2 separate regions of the Mus musculus genome follow, and region 2 is linked to region 1. Evidence: chromatin loops called from intact Hi-C (ENCODE). Cell type or tissue: heart. All regions are shown on one strand. Links, peaks and the distances in the headings refer to the core of each region. The heading gives the core; the rest is flanking DNA.

The links. Hi-C counts contacts between places; a loop is a spot of excess contacts. Peaks named below come from ENCODE experiments on the same cell type or tissue, not always from the same donor. Only the 100,000 strongest peaks of a DNase experiment are listed, where the experiment ranks them.
Region 2: it touches region 1 in a loop (2.3-fold over the local background); 4 of 42 quality-filtered maps call a loop at or near these places.

The regions. Positions count from the first base shown.
Region 1 is chr6:59,015,924-59,024,264 of GRCm38, forward strand. All of the region lies in intron 1 of Fam13a (family with sequence similarity 13, member A), which reads right to left. It overlaps Gm52905 (a long non-coding RNA gene), which reads left to right and starts at 4,244. Exons shown (of 2, transcript XR_003956447.1): 1 at 4,244-5,869; 2 at 6,521-8,341. In heart, for the core only: a CTCF peak has its summit at 4,618 (motif pointing right); no DNase peak of the experiment used is centred there; H3K4me3 peaks cover 508 bases; H3K27ac peaks cover 436 bases.
Region 2 is chr6:58,924,412-58,932,752 of GRCm38, forward strand. No RefSeq gene overlaps it. Among named protein-coding and RNA genes, the nearest start is that of Nap1l5, 21 kb to the left of the region's middle. In heart, for the core only: no CTCF peak of the experiment used is centred there; DNase peaks (open chromatin) are centred at 3,670, 5,580 and 5,790; H3K27ac peaks cover 253 bases.

The sequences.
Region 1 (8,341 bases), core at 94-8,093:
AATGATATAAACACATCCAAGGAAGACCGAAAAGCTGTGAAAGCTCAGATGCTGTCTGTCCTTGTCTGTCTCTAACATTTGATCTCTGTAGCACTGTGTACCCTAATGGGTTTGGTGAAACTCGTGAAAGAAGCCACACTGAATTCCAATGGCCACATAGGCACTAGAGGGGAAGAGGGTGGGTAGAAGACGAACTACTCCCACAGTGGAAAGACAATGGGATTTGGAGGCCTCGGGAAGCAATGGGAAGCAACATAGTGCTGATGGGAGTAGCACTGTAAGCAGCAGTGGCCTAGCACAGTGGCCCCAGACACCAATGGGAGAGGGGCACGTGGATGTTTGTTAAGTGAACAAGATGAAAGTGAATAAAAGTCACTTAGAAAAACATCACAGTGTGTAAGTGATCTGTGCAGTGTGTGAGGGTATGAGTGGTCTGCTCAGTATGTGAGAGTGTGAATTGTTTGCTCTGTATGTGAGGGTATAATTGGTCTGTGCAGTGTGTGATGGTGTGGGTGGTTTGTGCAGTGTGTGAGTGTGTGAATCGTCTGTGCAGTGTGTGAGGGTGTGATTGGTCTGTGCAGTGTGTGATGGTGTGGGTGGTCTTTGCAGTGTGTGATGGTGTGGGTGGTCTATGCAGTGCATGATGGTGTGAATGGTCTGTGCAATGTGTGAGTGTGTGAATGGTCTGTGCAGTGTGTGAGGGTGTGATTGATCTGTGCAGTGTGTGATGGTTTGGGAGGTCTGTGCAGTGTGTGAGGGTGTGAGTAGTGGGTGCAGTGTGTGATGGTGTGGGTGGTCTGTGCAGTGTGTGAGGGTGTGAGTAGTGGGTGCAGTGTGTGAAGGTGTGAGTGGTCTGTGCAGTGTGTGTATGTATGTGAGTGGTCTGTGCAGTGTGTGATGGTGTGAGTGGTGTGTTCTGGCCAGAGTCTGGTTCCTAACTTGGTTTCAGGGCTCAATTTCACATTGACAGTGCAGTAACTTTTTTTGTGTCCCCATTTTGCTTACTGCCTTTGCAAAACCATTTGTCCTTTGTGTTAGCTCCATTCATTCCGTGTGACATGACCAAGTCTATCTAGCTCTTCATGTTAGTTCTTGGTAAAGCTATTTTCTGAGTTTTATTCTTTATTTCTATTTTATGCTTTCCGAAGCCCAGGCCTTAGGAACTTTCACTCTCAACTCCCAACCCCTCCCACTCTCTATTCCTATTTAATTACATAGGTGCTCCAACTTAAAAAACAAAAAACCAAAAACACCACACAACCCTCTGAGGATGCCACTTATCTTTTAACTACAGTTGACCAGGCCCACTCTTCCCACTAACACATCTTTTTCAAGTTGAGACTAAAACAACTTGTGTTTGGGAAGATTTGTATGAGATTATAAAGTATTTGATCTTAAAACGTGCAGAGAAATGGTTGTTTTTGTTCCTGGGATACAGTATTTGCTAGTTTGGCAATACTAATTATAAATCTGCTGTCAATGAAGGAGGCCAAACTGGTTTTAGAGTGTAGTCTCAAGGTGACAATGTGGAATTTGGAAGGAATATTAAATGTGAAGACATACAGGCAAATCTGTGCCAGAAAAAAATCACATAGGTCAAGAGAGTCACTCAGAACTTTTAAAGTGTATGAATGTATACTAGGTTCCAATAAAGCTCACCTGCCATCCTCATGCGTAAAGTGAATGCTGCAATGTCCTCCAGTGAACCTACCAGGTTGTGCACTCTGAAAACATGTCATACAATTTAGAATTAGGAGTCCCATTTTGGTGTGTCTATTGAAGAGAATAAATGAAGTCCGAATGGAACCCAGCTCCTAAGCCTCTCCAAGTCTCTAGCTGATTACTCATGTTGATGATGAAGAGCTTTTCCCACTACAAAACAGTGCTCCTATACTAGGAATGAGAGGAGTTGTTCTCCACATAGTTCTGAAAGGTTTCCATTACAATGAATGGAAGTACTTAGACTAAGTACTCCCCCACATGCATTAGCTCTTTTGAACAAGTCTTCCTTATGTTATAACACAACAAGGTAGAAATAGTTCCAGATGGCTATAAAACAAGCTCACCCATTATTATCATATAACATATAAAGAACTAGAAGAGAACCTCAAATTTTGATAAGCATATAAAATAGTACTTTTGTTTTTTCTAAGTTGACAGTTATAATAGTTACAGGAAATGCACTAAAACCTGCCTAGGGAAAATATTGGAGTATTCTAATAGAGGTAACCTTCCTAATGTGTTTCCTTTGTAACGATATATGCATGTAACAATTAACTGAATACATTATTTACAATATTTTGGTATAAATATTTCTGCCATTTGTAATGGAAACCTTTTGGAATTATGTGGAGAATAATGTTTGATGTTTCTACTAATATTGCCTATGGTCTTTTCAGTTCAAGTGTATAATGATCATGACACAGGGGTCATCTATGGCCATAGAGTTACTTTCAGTCTCTAGTACAGTGTCTATCTTACAGACCTCCAAGCTTCTGGAAACAGGTTGAGCAGGTCACTTCCCTTTACTGCTTAGTGGATTTTTTCTTTTGGGTAACAATGTCTTCTCCCTTAATTCTGCTGTTAATCACCCTCCCCCCCACACACACCCCATGATGATCATTTTTATATATAAATGGTTTTTATTTTTATTTCTCAGTAGGAATTTTGCATATGTTTTATGTTTTTATGTCCTTGACTAGGCAACTATTTTGTTTACCCGAGTTTGAGTTTAGCCACATGGGAAATAAAAAGAGATTTAGAAAACCCCTAAGGATCTTTTTGGTCCTAAAGTGGAGACTATATTTTCAGAGTTCTCCAATGCTACTTCTGCATATGAGTAAAATTCCTTATTCAAATATATGAAACTGTCAAATAATAAAACCAAAAAACCAAAAACAATTAAGTATTTAAACATTATGAAAAAAGGAGGAAAGGTCCATGAACTATAGAATGGATTACCAAAATTTGATATACTTATATCAGAATAATATTCAGCCATAAAAGGAACTAAGAACTGGTACATGCCATACATAATGTGGATAAAGTTTGAAAACAGAAAAGGGAAAGAAGTCAATAATATGATGCTACATGTGATATAGCCGTACCATTCTGTTTATATACCAGAGAAGAGAGGTCCACAGAAACAAGGGTATGAGAGAGCACCTAGCAAGGAGATGATACTGAAAGCTAAATAGTGGGTCTCTATCTAGGTGATGAAAATGTCAACAGTTGATGCACAATTCTATGAATATGCTGAAAGCTATTGAGTCACATGCTCTAAATGGGCAAAATGTGTGACATGAAAGTGTTATATCTGCCGGGTGTGGTGGCACACACCTTTAATCCCAGCACTCAGGAAGCAAAGGCAGGCGGATTTCTGAGTTTGAGGCCAGCCTGGTCTACAAAGTGAGTTCCAGGACAGCCAGGGCTATACAGAGAAACCATGTCTCAAAAAACAAAAACAAAACAACAAAAAGTGTTATATCAATAAATCTGACTGAAAGTTATTTTTAGTTCCTTTAACTTTTTTCTAGTTCTTCTTAAGGGAAGGCTAGTAGGTCATTAAGAAGTTTCCATATAATACAGACTATTGGCAGTTGATTCTCATTGCCACAAGGGAACATATGTGCACAGGAATGAAACAGGTGAAAAGATATTGTGTTCCAAGGAATTTAGTTTGATGTTTTGTGTGTGTGTGTGAGTGTGTGTGTGTTTGTGTGTGATAGAGAGAGAGACAGAGATAGAGAGAAAGGAGAAACAGAAAGAAAGACAGAGAGACAGATACAGAGATAGAGAGAAAGGAGATACTGAGACAGAAAGAAAAGAGAGACAGAGGCAGAAAGAGACAGAAAGAGGGGCTAAGTGTGAGTGTGTGCATGATTGTGGAAGTCGTAGTATAGGACACAGCAGGTATCATGAGAAATCAACAGTGCTCTCTGCCTTATTGTTTTGAGATGGAGTTTCTCACTGATCTCATAGGTGGTTATTTTCAGTTAAGCTGGTTGGCCATCAAGCTCTCAGAACTTGCAGTCTTTGTCACTCAGAGATTGAGTTACATGCACACACAGCCATGCCCTGCTTTTAACACAAGTGCCGAGGTTCCTGACTCAAGTCCTTGTACTTGTACAACCCCAACCACTAAATGCTGAAAAACAACATCCTTCAGGAGTTTTTTTTTTTTTTTTTTTTTTTTTTTTTTTTTTTTTTTTGAGAAAGGGCCAAAAGATCTCATTATTATCTCTGTCTGTCCTGGAGCTCAGTATGCAGACCAGGGTGGCCTTGAGCTCACAGAGACCCTCCTGTCTCTACCTCCCAAGTGCTGGGGTTAAAGGTATGTACCACTATGTCTGGCCAAATTACCTTCTTTATATGAGTAATTGGCAAACATTTCTGCTCTACAGGTAAGGAAGTCACCACGCAGTGAGAATAGGTCTGTTTTTCTTTCAAGTTTGTTACTATCAAATACAGGCTATATCATCAATAAATAATAAATTCAGATATACAACCCACACAGGTCTGAAGTGAGGTAGCCTTTAACTCCTTATATTGGGCTGGCAGGCAGGGTGGTTAGTAACCAGGCAAGTTAGGCATCACCTCCACAAGCAGCAGGGGGCTCTCTAACACCACACAGCAGCTCAGGATCCATGTGACTTAGGTTTTTACCAATGAACTCAAATGTCATCCCATTGTCAATGTTGATGCACTTGCTGAAGGATACTCGTAAGACAAACATTTACAGGCCAGATATGTCCCACCGAGAGGAAGTTTCAGCAAAGTTTTAAATGTTGAATCATTAATACATGCTAATTAATTATGTTGCTTTAAGTCTTCTTTGAAGTCCACTTAAACTTGGATTTCTTACGTGCTTCACCCTTGGAAAAACTAATATTCAAGCTATTATAATATTCTGGATGAAATGATGAAAAAGAGGCTTCCATAGACATTATGATCCTCCACCTCTCACTTAGTAAATCAACACAGGCTTGTACTTGATGCTTACCCAAGCATGAAGATGCCTGAACATTTAAAAGAGGAAGCCAAATTCCAAACACTAATGATCTTCCATATCACCCTTCGTGGAGATAAACTGAGGGGATATTGGGAAGTTAATCCAACAAATCAAAGTACTGCCCTGAAAGCTGACTTGGTGAAGGTCTCCATAAAGCCTTTGTATCTGGGCCTGTTGTGGTGCGTCTCTCTCAGGAAATATTTTGGTAGAGATCCATAACTACTTGTCGCAGGGAAAGCAACACTGATCGTAGGTGAATCTCTCAAAGAGCTGAGCTGTCTGCTGACTTGGGATCTGATAAAAATGCAACCACATTAGTCACCAAAGGTGAAAATCTCACTTTCTTTTCAATTCTTACTCCCCTCATATTATTGATCTCAAAGACCCTTACAGACAGGGAAGACCATAAAGTGTTGTTTTATCATGAACTGTAAGAATGATATAAATATTTTAGAATCTTTAAACAAAACTAGGGAAGAGGGTGCAGAGGATTGGCCTTCAGTTGTCAGCTCCCAATCACGTGTAACTCGAGTCCCAGGGGATCCAATGTTGTTTTGTTTTGTTTTTTGACCTGCAAAGGTTCATGCATACCTCTGTCTGTCAAAAAATTAAAATATAAATATAAATCTTTAAAAAATAAAAATGTGAGACAATTTGAATTTTTTTCTTTTTAGGACCTAATAAGACTTCATTTTTAATTTAGGTCATTTGAAATGAAGTGTAAGAAATGAGAATTTTACAAAGGGACAGAATTTGAACACTCAATCTCTACAAAGCTTTCACTGAAGCCCACGCATGTCTGAGTCAAGCCTATGCTGGAAACTCCACAGAAAAAAGAAGATTGGAAAGAGGACCAAGGTGCGTTAAATCATTCTCACTCTTTAACTTGGTGTGCATTCTCATCTCAGTTATAAATCGGGGGTATTAAAATATCTTCTACGCCTTCGGAAGGGATGCAAAGGAAGGCTAAAAAGTCACCTATGAAAATTATAACTTAGGTAGACATTATTACAGTACAAGTGTACCCTCTAATAACATCAGACACGTAGATGAGGTTGAATAAAACACAGGGTGAAACATATCCATCGAGGTGCATCTGTTATTACTCTAATCTTGCTGTGTATTACAGAATTTACCGCATGGCATTGCAATTGCCTGGTGATGTTTCTGCGTCCTCACTAGTGTGGGACAGCAGAACTTGTGTCTTAATTTCCTTACTGGCAGGGCAGTAGTGTTTGATCAAGGAGAAAACATTAAACAATGTTGTAAGTTTTGTTTGAACAGGCAAAACTGAAAAGAATACCTCCCATAAGGCCATAATATTAAATATGCTATGTGCCAATGTTAGGCAGCATAGTGTCAGATTACTACATGGACCAGCTGTCAATAGATTTCTACAAGCTATAATCATTAACTAGAATTCACACCAGTATTTTCAATGCACTATTCACCATGAATTGCTTTACTTCTTGTTTAAAGCTAATATTTTACCTATTTATTTCAATTCAGTTTCAAGCACTCTGGCACTGAAACCTTGCACGAGTCTATAAACTCTCTCCTTTGGGAGCTTGAGGATGGGATCCTCAGCAATGGGGATCATTTCTATAACAAACATGGAGAACAACAGCCAAAGACATTGGCCTGAGATCTGAAGAGAGACACCCTGCAAGATCATGAGCGATTCGGCATAAACACTTAGACTCACAAGGGACCTCTGTGCAGAAAGCCTCATCATACACACCTGGCCGTTGTCTTCAAGAAGTGTATAATCAAAAGCAGAAATAAACTGCAAGTGAAGATTGCCAGGGGATCAATCATCCCTGCCATGGGGCTTGGAAGTAAGGGGACATTGAGTGCACAGTGAGCTGGTGAGGAGTGACCAGAGAGACAAAAGTCATGACTCAGCATTCTGCAATGCACACTGAGATTTCTAGTTTCACTATAGCGACCAACAATGTAAAATAGTTTTCAGGAACTCACATGGTCATTTTTGCTCTACATAGCAGGCATTCTATTTTTGTGTAGCTACAACAGGGCTTAGTAATGGCCAATACTTTTTATCTAAAACATGACCTGCTTAGAGATCTTGAGGACCGACATCATTGGAAGGACAAAAGTTCCCAACCTAACAATTAGATATTAAAACTCCAAAAAGTGTACATTAGTTTTGTTCTCTTAGAAATTTCAAGCATGGGGACTTTTCCACCAAATCAATGTAGAATTATAGATTACTCTACACAGCACTTTCTTCTACATTAAGTATCAATTCTCTGATAAGGTACTCTGAACACCACATCAAGTTCCTATTACAGTGGACATGTCAGGACAGCAAAAGAAAAACAACCACACTGGCTCTCACCACAGCCAGCCTGAAGGAATCTCTTTACCAAAAATGATACACTTTTAAAATCATATTTCTGTTGCTAAAGCACAAACAAAATATACATGGGATTGTTTCTTTTCAGTAAATTCATTTCATCTAAGTATTTTCAATAAATTGCCATTACTGTCTGATTTTTGACAATACCATTTTCCATAGAAAACTGTAAATGAAACATATATATGAAGTCAAATGTCACTATCACTAAGTAATTGCAATTCAGATGTAACCATATGATTAGCACAAGTCAGTTTTTAAACTATGAACTGTGACCTTGGGCGGCTCAGACTTTCTGTGGGGACAGGACTCAGTGATTTCTGTAGTGGCTTTAACACACAGCACTCAGCACTCGGGTCTACTTCACCAGCAGTGTGCTTCCTAACAGCCAGGGCTATGTACAGTTAGTTACCTTTATTTATTTCTATAGGACTCAGAGAGACACCCCACCCCCTGCCCCCATCACAGTCCTCAAAAGCAAAGCCAGAACCCTGTGCTCTATCACTCTTACACAGCATTTTTTTTTTCCTTTTTGGTTTTTGTTTTTGTTTTGTTATTTTTTTCCAAGCGTCATTTGGGTAACCAATCTACCTAGAATTATTCAAGGAAAAACATTGTTCTCAACCTTTATTCCGATAACTACAATATACTTGAAGAAAGTCCTTGCCTAGAGAGCAGAGAATCAGATCCATCTATGAGCTCTAACAGCCTGGAGACCCAGGAAGCCCATTCAGTTTGCTTTGCTTCGGTTTGCAGAGGTATTGTCTTAAATACACTTCCCTTAAAAGAAGGTATAGCTGAACCCAATAATCATGAGCAACTACACAAAAGTGTCAGTGAAAGAGAAGTGCGCTATTTAAATGTTTCTATCTGGTCTGAGGAAAGAGCACTGTGCAGAACAGACTGCAAGGTTTGCAGCCTGTTACTAATGATGCCGAGAGCACTGGCCAAGT
Region 2 (8,341 bases), core at 195-8,194, 91 kb before region 1:
TTTGTTTTGTTTCATTTTGCTTTTCGAGACAGGGTTTTTCTGTACAGCCTGGCTGTCCTGGAACTCACTTTGTAGACCAGGCTGGCCTCGAACTCAGAAATCTGCCTGCCTCTGCCTCCCAAGTGCTGGGATTAAAGGCGTGCGCCACCACTGCTTGGCTGAGTATTTCATTTCTTATTTATCAGATCCATAATATTATGTCCTTTGTTGAGGTCCTTGATACATTTAATGTGAGTCAGGTAATAATCCAGTTTCATTCTTCTACCTACAGCTATCTCGCTTGACCAGAACAAGGTGAAGAGACTGTGTTGTCTCTAGTGTTAGTTTTGGTTTAACATGTTTGCATCCTCAGTTCTTGTCCACTGATTGATGTGTCTGGTCTTAAATAACAATACCATGCTGTGTTTCTTAGTCTGCCTCCGAAATACAACCTAACACCAGATGATGATAACGCCAACAGTTTTTTTTTTTCTTTTTTTTTTTTTTTGGACTTTTGTCCTATTAATCCATGCTGGTATCTTTTTCAATTTCTTTTTCCAATGTTACAAATTCTTTTTATTATATAAGTCTTTCAGTTCCTTAGTATCCAAGATACTTTGGGGGACTATTGGTTATTGTTTGAATATAGTAAGAGTATGGGTTTTGCCTGTTCATTTTGTAGTGTGGTACTTTGTGGGTGTAGTTCTCTGTTAGAGTTTTTAAAGTCTTTTAAAAGATACTTAGACTTCTTTCTTTTCTGTTTGAATCATCTTCCATTGTCTTATTGCTCTAAGACTTGTATTATGTTGAATAGAATTGGAGAGAGTGAACATCCTTGCCTTAGTCCTGATTTTAGTGGAAATGTTTTTTTTATTTTTCTCTAATTAGCATGATATTGGCTAAACTTGCCATGTAGTTCCATATTATATTGAGGTATGTTGCCTGTTTCCCTAGTCTCATGATGTTTATCATGAGAGAATATCATATCTTGTCAAAAGCCTTTTCTAAATCTAATGAGATAATTGGGGCTTTTTCTGTCTGATTATGTTTATATGGTGGATTTAGTTACTGATTTACAGATGTTGAACCACCCCTGCATCTCTGGGGGGCATAAGGCTGACATATTCATAGTGGAAAATCTTCTTTGGTCTTGAATTCAGTTTGCAAGTATTTTTATTGAGGTGTGTGTGTGTGTGTGTGTGTGTGTGTACGTGCGTGTTTGTGTTGTGTATATTCACCTTAGATGCTGGCAATATTTTCCTTCTTTTAATTTTTTAACTTTGATCCTGGTATCATATAAATTATTTGAAAATGTTCTTTTTCTTTCTATTGTATGAAATAATTTGAGGAGTATTGTTGTTTCTCTCTGAGGGACTAGTAGAATTCAGTTCTGTATCTATGTAGTCCTAGGATTTTTTTTCAGCTAGGTGTTTTTTCAATCATTGTTTCTCACTGGTAGTTATAAATCTATTTAAATTCTTTTCATCCTCTTAATTTAATTCTGGTAGGGCATGAATATTTAAAAATTCATTTCTTTTAGACTTTTCAGTTTAGTGGACTATCAGTTTTTAATGTATGTCCTTATAATTTCCCAAGTTTCCTCAGTCACTGCTGTCATGTGTCCTTTTTCATCTCTGGTCTTATTCATTTAGTTAATTTGCCTAAGCTTTGTTAATCTTGTTAACCTTTTCAAAGGACCAACGCTTACTCATTATCTGCATTGTTTTTCTCATTTCTATTTTATTAATTTCAGTCCTGATTTTTATTATGTCTTGCCACCGATTTCAGTCTGTTGTGTTTTCATTTTCATTCAATTCTAGGAAATGTTTAGTCTCCTTCTTCACTTCTCCCTTGACCCAATTTTCATTTAGTAATGTATTATTAAGGCCCATGAGTGTGTGTGTACATTCTGCTGTTTTCTGTTGTTCATATTCGGCTTTCTTCCACTGTGGTTAGATCCAATGCAGGTTGTTATTTACATTTTCTGGATTTGTTCTAACTTGACTTGTGACCTAATATATGGTCAGTTTTGGAGAAAGTTCCATAGTCTGATGAGGAGAAAGTGCAGTTTTAGCATTTAGGTGGATTGGACCGAAAATGTCTGTTCTGTAAATGTCACTTGCTTTATGCTATCATTTAAATCTAGAGTTTCTCAGTTGTTGTTTTTTCCCCCAGATGACCTGTCTATTGGAGAGAGTGGGTATTGGAGTCTCCCTCTATTACTGTGCTGGAGTCAACATGCTGTTTTAAATCTAAACATGCCTTTTTAATGCCATTAGATGCTCCTTTGTTTAGGGAATGTCTTAGTTTGGTTACTATTGCTGCGGTGAAAGTGTGACCAAAAGCAACTTGGAGGGAAAGATCTTAGGAAGACATTTTCTCAGTTAAGGCTCCATCCTCTCTGTTGACTCTAGGTTGTGTTGCGTTGACCCAAAACTAGTCAGTGCAGCACATATATGTTTACAATCATAGTATCCTGTCTGCTGATTTTTCCTTTAACAACTGTAAAGTATCTTTCCTTATCTCTTCTGGATAACTTTGGTTTGATGTCTATTCAGACATTAGAATCATCTTTTTTTTTTTTTTCAATCCCTTGACCATGAGATGGTATCCGTTATATCATTGGTCATGAGCTGTGTTTCTTGGAGGGAGGCAGTGAAAAGATGGATCCTGTTTTCTGATCCAGTCTGTGCCTGTGCCTCTTTATTGAGGAGTGCAGATAATTAATATTGAGTTATTATCGAATAGTGTGTCTTTGCTTCTGTTATTTTGTTGCAAGGGATGAAAGAGCAGGTCCCTGTATCTTTAGGAAAAAGTGAAGATTTTTCCCTTTAGGTTAAACTGACCAGGGTTCATTTGGGAGTGACACAGTGGCATACCATCAAGCCAATCCAGTCTAGGCTCTTGGAAAAAGAGTTAAACCTTACAAAAGAGGAGCCCTGTAAAGAGTACACAGACATTGGTCTCTGGCTTTAGGCTTCTGGTGGGGTGTGGGTGGACAGTTTGTCTCTCTTAGCCTTTCCTCGAGGACAAAGATCCTAGACCCTGCAGCACAATAGGCGATGGTAAAATCACCCATGCTGGTGTGGGCTGGGGCCCCGCCTCCCTCCAGACTCATGCATGCTGGTGTGGGTTGAGGTTGTCTCTCTCCTGACTCCTCCATGTCTGTGTGGACTGAGGCCTTGTCTCTTCCCAGACTTGTCTATGCTGGTGTGGAGTGAAGCCTGGTCTCTCCCCAGACTCGTCCCTGCAAGCTTTCCCACTTGCACATTGTCTTTTTCCAGAATAATAGGATGTGTACTCTTCCTATAGCACCAGTAAAGGGAACTCAGATGTCAGCTTCTTTTTCTTTCCTAACAGAATGACTGGGTGCTTGGCACAGTGCAGAATCACATGCTCTTCAGATCTTTTGAAAGCTGATTTTCCTCAGTCTAATCCCATGAGAGTTAGGTACAATTTATGATAATTATGGATTTGGTTCCCACTGGTGTTAAACTTCCTGACAAACTTAAGTAAGACTTAAAATGGAGCCAGACCCTAATAACCAGACTGGTCTTTTGTGGTCCCCTTTTCTTTCAGATTAGGAGGAAGATAGCAAAAGCAGATTTGTAAATAAGCCTGGTCCCTATTGGCTCCTCAGTGGCCCGTGTTCTCCAGGATAAAAGCCAAGAGCCAGGGCCAAGTAGGTTCTGGCTGCAGGTCCTGCAGGGCTGGCAGGACACTGCCAAAGCTGCTTGTTAAAAATAGATCTCTTAACCTTTTGTCCCTGAATTGAAGGACTCTCAAGTTCAAGTCACTGTCAGAATGTTCAGAGTAGAGACCTGGGTGTACTGATGTCTGCGGTAGTGTTAGGGGTGGGAAGGGACAAGATTGTGGAATGATTTGAATCTGAAAGCTTCCCTGGTGCTAGCCTCAGGCAGGCATGGTCTTCATCTGGTTCTTCCTTCGTAGGGTGAAAGAGTGGAGGACCCCATGTGCCTTCCTCTACTTAGCCCTGGCCACAGGTTGTGGGATTTGGGATGCTCCTTAACAGCTTGGCAAAATTTTAGCAAACTACCCCTCCTTCGGGGGCAGTTAGCTTTTAATTTAAAAATATTTCCCGAAATAAACTTCAGGGCATCTAAGTCATCCAGAAACTCATTGGAAGGTTCCTCCTTGCCTTCTTCACACCACTGGACTTAGGCATTTGTTTCCACATTGATCTCAGAGACCATCCCAGTTCATTCTGAACTGTTGATGTGTCTGATCAGTTCTGGACCTCCCAAAGACTTTAGGGAGAAACTTAGAAGGTTTCTCCTGCTCAGAGAGGTCATTTAGCAAGCAGTAATCCTTCTGAGAAAGCAGCCAGGATGTTTGAAAATAGTGATAGACATGATATGTTTTTTCCTCCAACTGAATTGGTTAACTGTTTCCATAAAATCTTGCTTATCTTTACATCCTAGGGTAGACTTCTGGCCTACAGACACATGCACACACACACACACACACACACAATATAAATACATACAATACACATGTACAACACACACATGTACACCCACCCACATAATACAACACATATGTATATGCACAAACATTCACCCCACAAACACACATGAATAACACACACATAGCACACACAAACATAACTGAACGTGTTCCTCCACACTGACCCATACTTAGAGTGTTGGAGTAATATTGTTTTTCTAACATATACAAACAAGAAAGGAGAGGGTGATGGGGAATGGCATGGTGAGTGATCGTGGAAAGTACAATGCCTGTTCTGAAAGACTTCAGAATGTGTTGCTGAACTACAAAAACACTTTATTTCAATGCAGACACAACACTGAGCCTACAACAACCTATAAAGCAAGAAATGCAATCATTTTTTTTTTCATACAATGAAACGGAGGCTCTGGGAGGATAAATCCTGTACCCAGATCATGTAGTGGGGCCTTGAAGCACCTGTAGGCATTCTGTTTCTGGCTGTTGTCAAGTGGGTCGTTTTTTGTTACTCAGAGTTTAGTTGTGGAACTGGTCATTTCTATAGATGCACAGCGTGCTCTGCACCCTTCCGAAGGCTAGACAAGCAGCATGGCAGAGAGCAAGCATTAATGACAGGCCTGTCCCGAGACCTGAACCCTACAGCCCTTTCTGAGCTACAATACTCATCCCAAAGTCCTCACTGAGGTGGCCTTCTAGTAGCTCAGCCACATGTTTGTTCTGGTGTGAGGAGTACTCTCTCGCCTTCCTCACCGCGCCTATTATACACAGGGATTGTCAGTGTTTCAGAAGTACCAGCTAAAGAAAAATATCAGTGTCTCAAAAATGTCTTATCATGTAGTAATCATGCCCAGAAGGAGGGTCTAAAGATTGATTCATGTTTTTGAATGGCTTTTGAGAACTTCAGAATTTATGGCAACATATGACTTAAACATACATGGGCTCTGCTGGGAATCTGAGTGGTCCAAGGGATTTGCTTCTCACCATGTTTTCTGCAATGCTCCCCCCCCCCCCCCGTGGTAATAAGCCGTGTAGCTGGAGAGGAAAGTGAGAACCGAGCTTTCAGCACCTCCGGTCCTGCCAAATACCCCCTGTCTGCATGCCAGGGCTCTGAAATGCACTAGGGAGTTCTGATTTGGCTTAGTGGGTATAAGATTCTACTGTGTAAGTTCAGCCTTGGCAAGCTGACATAGCTTAGAGATAACACTGGTAAATTTTGTCTTACAAGATGCTGAATCCATCCCAGAAAAGCAATGATGAAGCCATTTAGGTCTCACTTCCCTTCCCCAGTGAGCCCTCCCACCATGGGCAGGTCACATTGCAACATTCTGTTTGGGCCACCAGCTTTGTGAAGCGCAAGCACTACATGGCCAGGGCAGAGGGCGAGGCGAACATCCAGAATGCGTCCAGTCTTTGACACAAGCGGTAGACCTGTGTGAATTTGAGCTCACTTAACTTTTTGGCTTCGTCAGAAGGATCAGCATCTGCTCTGTGGGTACACAGCTTGCTCTGAAAGCACGACCATCTGAGTTTGGATCTCCATCTCTTACATAACATCTGGGAATGGCTGTGCTCCCTCTAACCCCAGCACTAGGAGAGGAAACAGCAGGCAGATATCAAAAAGTCCCTGGCGGTTGAGCTTGCAGTTCATTTAGAGAGTCCTTGTCTGAAGGCAATAAAGTGGAGAATGATAGGAAGCCTGTCCTGCTCTGGCATCCTTCATTGTTATACTTACATGTATATACCATATGTAATGCATGAATGCATACACAAAGCAACTTCAAAATATTGAAGGAATCGGGGTAACTAAATACTACCTATCATTTTTTCCAAGTTTATTACTTTGCTTCCATTGAAGAACAACTAAAGTACTTCAGGTGGGCTTCAGTTTTGGAATAATGGAACTAAATATCATCGCTGTACTCTGAAAGTCACTCATATTTTCACAGTAGAACAAGGTCTTTCCACCGAGGTCATTTTACTCACTCGAAGTATATACCACATGAGCAGTATGAGTCTTACTCCCATGCCTTTTACCCCTGGAGTCCTGTGTTCCCTCAGCCACAGGAGGACAGTCCTGTGCCTACAATTGAGACTTCCCTTCAGGCAGCTGTGTGGCACTTGGCCTGCCAGGTGACTCAGAAAGCTGAGGTGTTCGCACAGATGCAATGCATGTTCTCCAAACTTTTGATTGTCCCTGTTTAATTTTAGAACAGTAAATGCCTAAACTCTGTACCCAAGGTGGCCGAGTAGACTTTGGAAAGGTACTTAACTAAAGAGAATTCTCCTTAAGCAGAATTTGCTTCGCTTCTGCACCCCTTCAGCTATTTCGAATAGTCTAAAGGCAGCTGGTAGAAAGGACCACCTGCTTTTCCAGTTTCTGCACTGACTACCACACTCGTGTGCACAATTTGCCTCTCCTTGTAGGGCCCTTCCTTCTCTGGAGACAGAACAAAAACCTAATCCTCCTGAGGCTTCGGAGGGATGCAAATGAGCCAGCATTGGATCCTACAAGAAGGGAAAGGTCACACCCCATCAGCAGTGTAGTCACATGATGCTGACACAAACTTCAGAGCTTCTACAGTTAAAAATAATTTATTTTTTAAATACAAAATGCAGTCATGTGTAAAAAAAAATGTACACAATGGTTTGAATTCAATTTCTCTTTTTAAAGGACATTGGTAATTTAAATATTTTTCTGATTATATTTCATGTAAGTATTGTTCTGGGGCCCATATTAGTGACATTTTACCCATTTCTGTGTATTTTTTTTTTCATGCTTCAACAACGTGCCAACAAACTGATTGCTTGGGCCATGCACTTGACCCTGGCTGGCACCATTCTGGGAACCATGAACCTTCAAAATAATATGGAATTGTCAATGCACATAGACTTTCCCTTCACATACACATGAATGTGTATCTACAATTCTGGCCTTCGTTTATATTCATACATGTGTTATAATCATGGACCACTGCCAGTGATATGTACAGTGTTGGGTATGTGCATATTACCCTTATTTGGAACATCCCATGTTGGCTAGCATTTGTAGCCATGCTGGTGGAGCAATTTGAAAACATATTGGCTTCTTTTTCTTTTTTCTTTTCTTTTCCTTCCTTCCTTCCTTCCTTCCTTCCTTCCTTCCTTCCTTCCTTCCTCCCTCCCTCCCTCCCTCCTTCCCTCCCTCCCTTCCTTCCTTCTGTTTTTTTTTTTTTTTAATTTGAATGTTCTCTTTAGAGCATTTTAGGGTCAACTGAACAAAATTATATCAATGAAGGAAATTAAAACATTCTAGATTCTCCTAAGTAGCTTCAGCATTTGGGGTACAGTTTTGTTCCTCTCTACTGCTTTAACCAAATGGACACTGAGAAAACACCCCATGGGTACTGATCTCAGCAGGGACTCCACCTTGCCTCACTGGGGGTGGGGGTGGAGAGCACAGAGGACGTGAGTGTCCTGGAAGAAACATCCATGAAAGCAGAACAGAATTTAGACTGCAATTAGTCTTTCACACAGCATTCTGTGATGCACATACTGTCGACACCATCTTACCAAAGATTAAATCTCTTCTGAAAATCAAGTTTAAATGTATGACACTCCTTTTATGTCTCTGATGGTTGCTACATCCAGTTGCCTCTACTGAAAACTAGGAAGCCACTAGACAGACTGCTGTAAAGGGTATCGGAGCCATTTTTATTCTTTCACTCTGAGTCTTTAACTTACAAAGAATTGCAAGCGCAATACTGCTCACAGTTTAGTCAGCCCACAGTGCTCTAAGACAGTGTTGAGTATACCAGCAGGAACTGGTTCTAATGGTCCTCGCCTAGACAAGTCAGGTTCAGAGAGCAGAGCCAGCCTGCAAATGGCTTTTTCCGCTGCG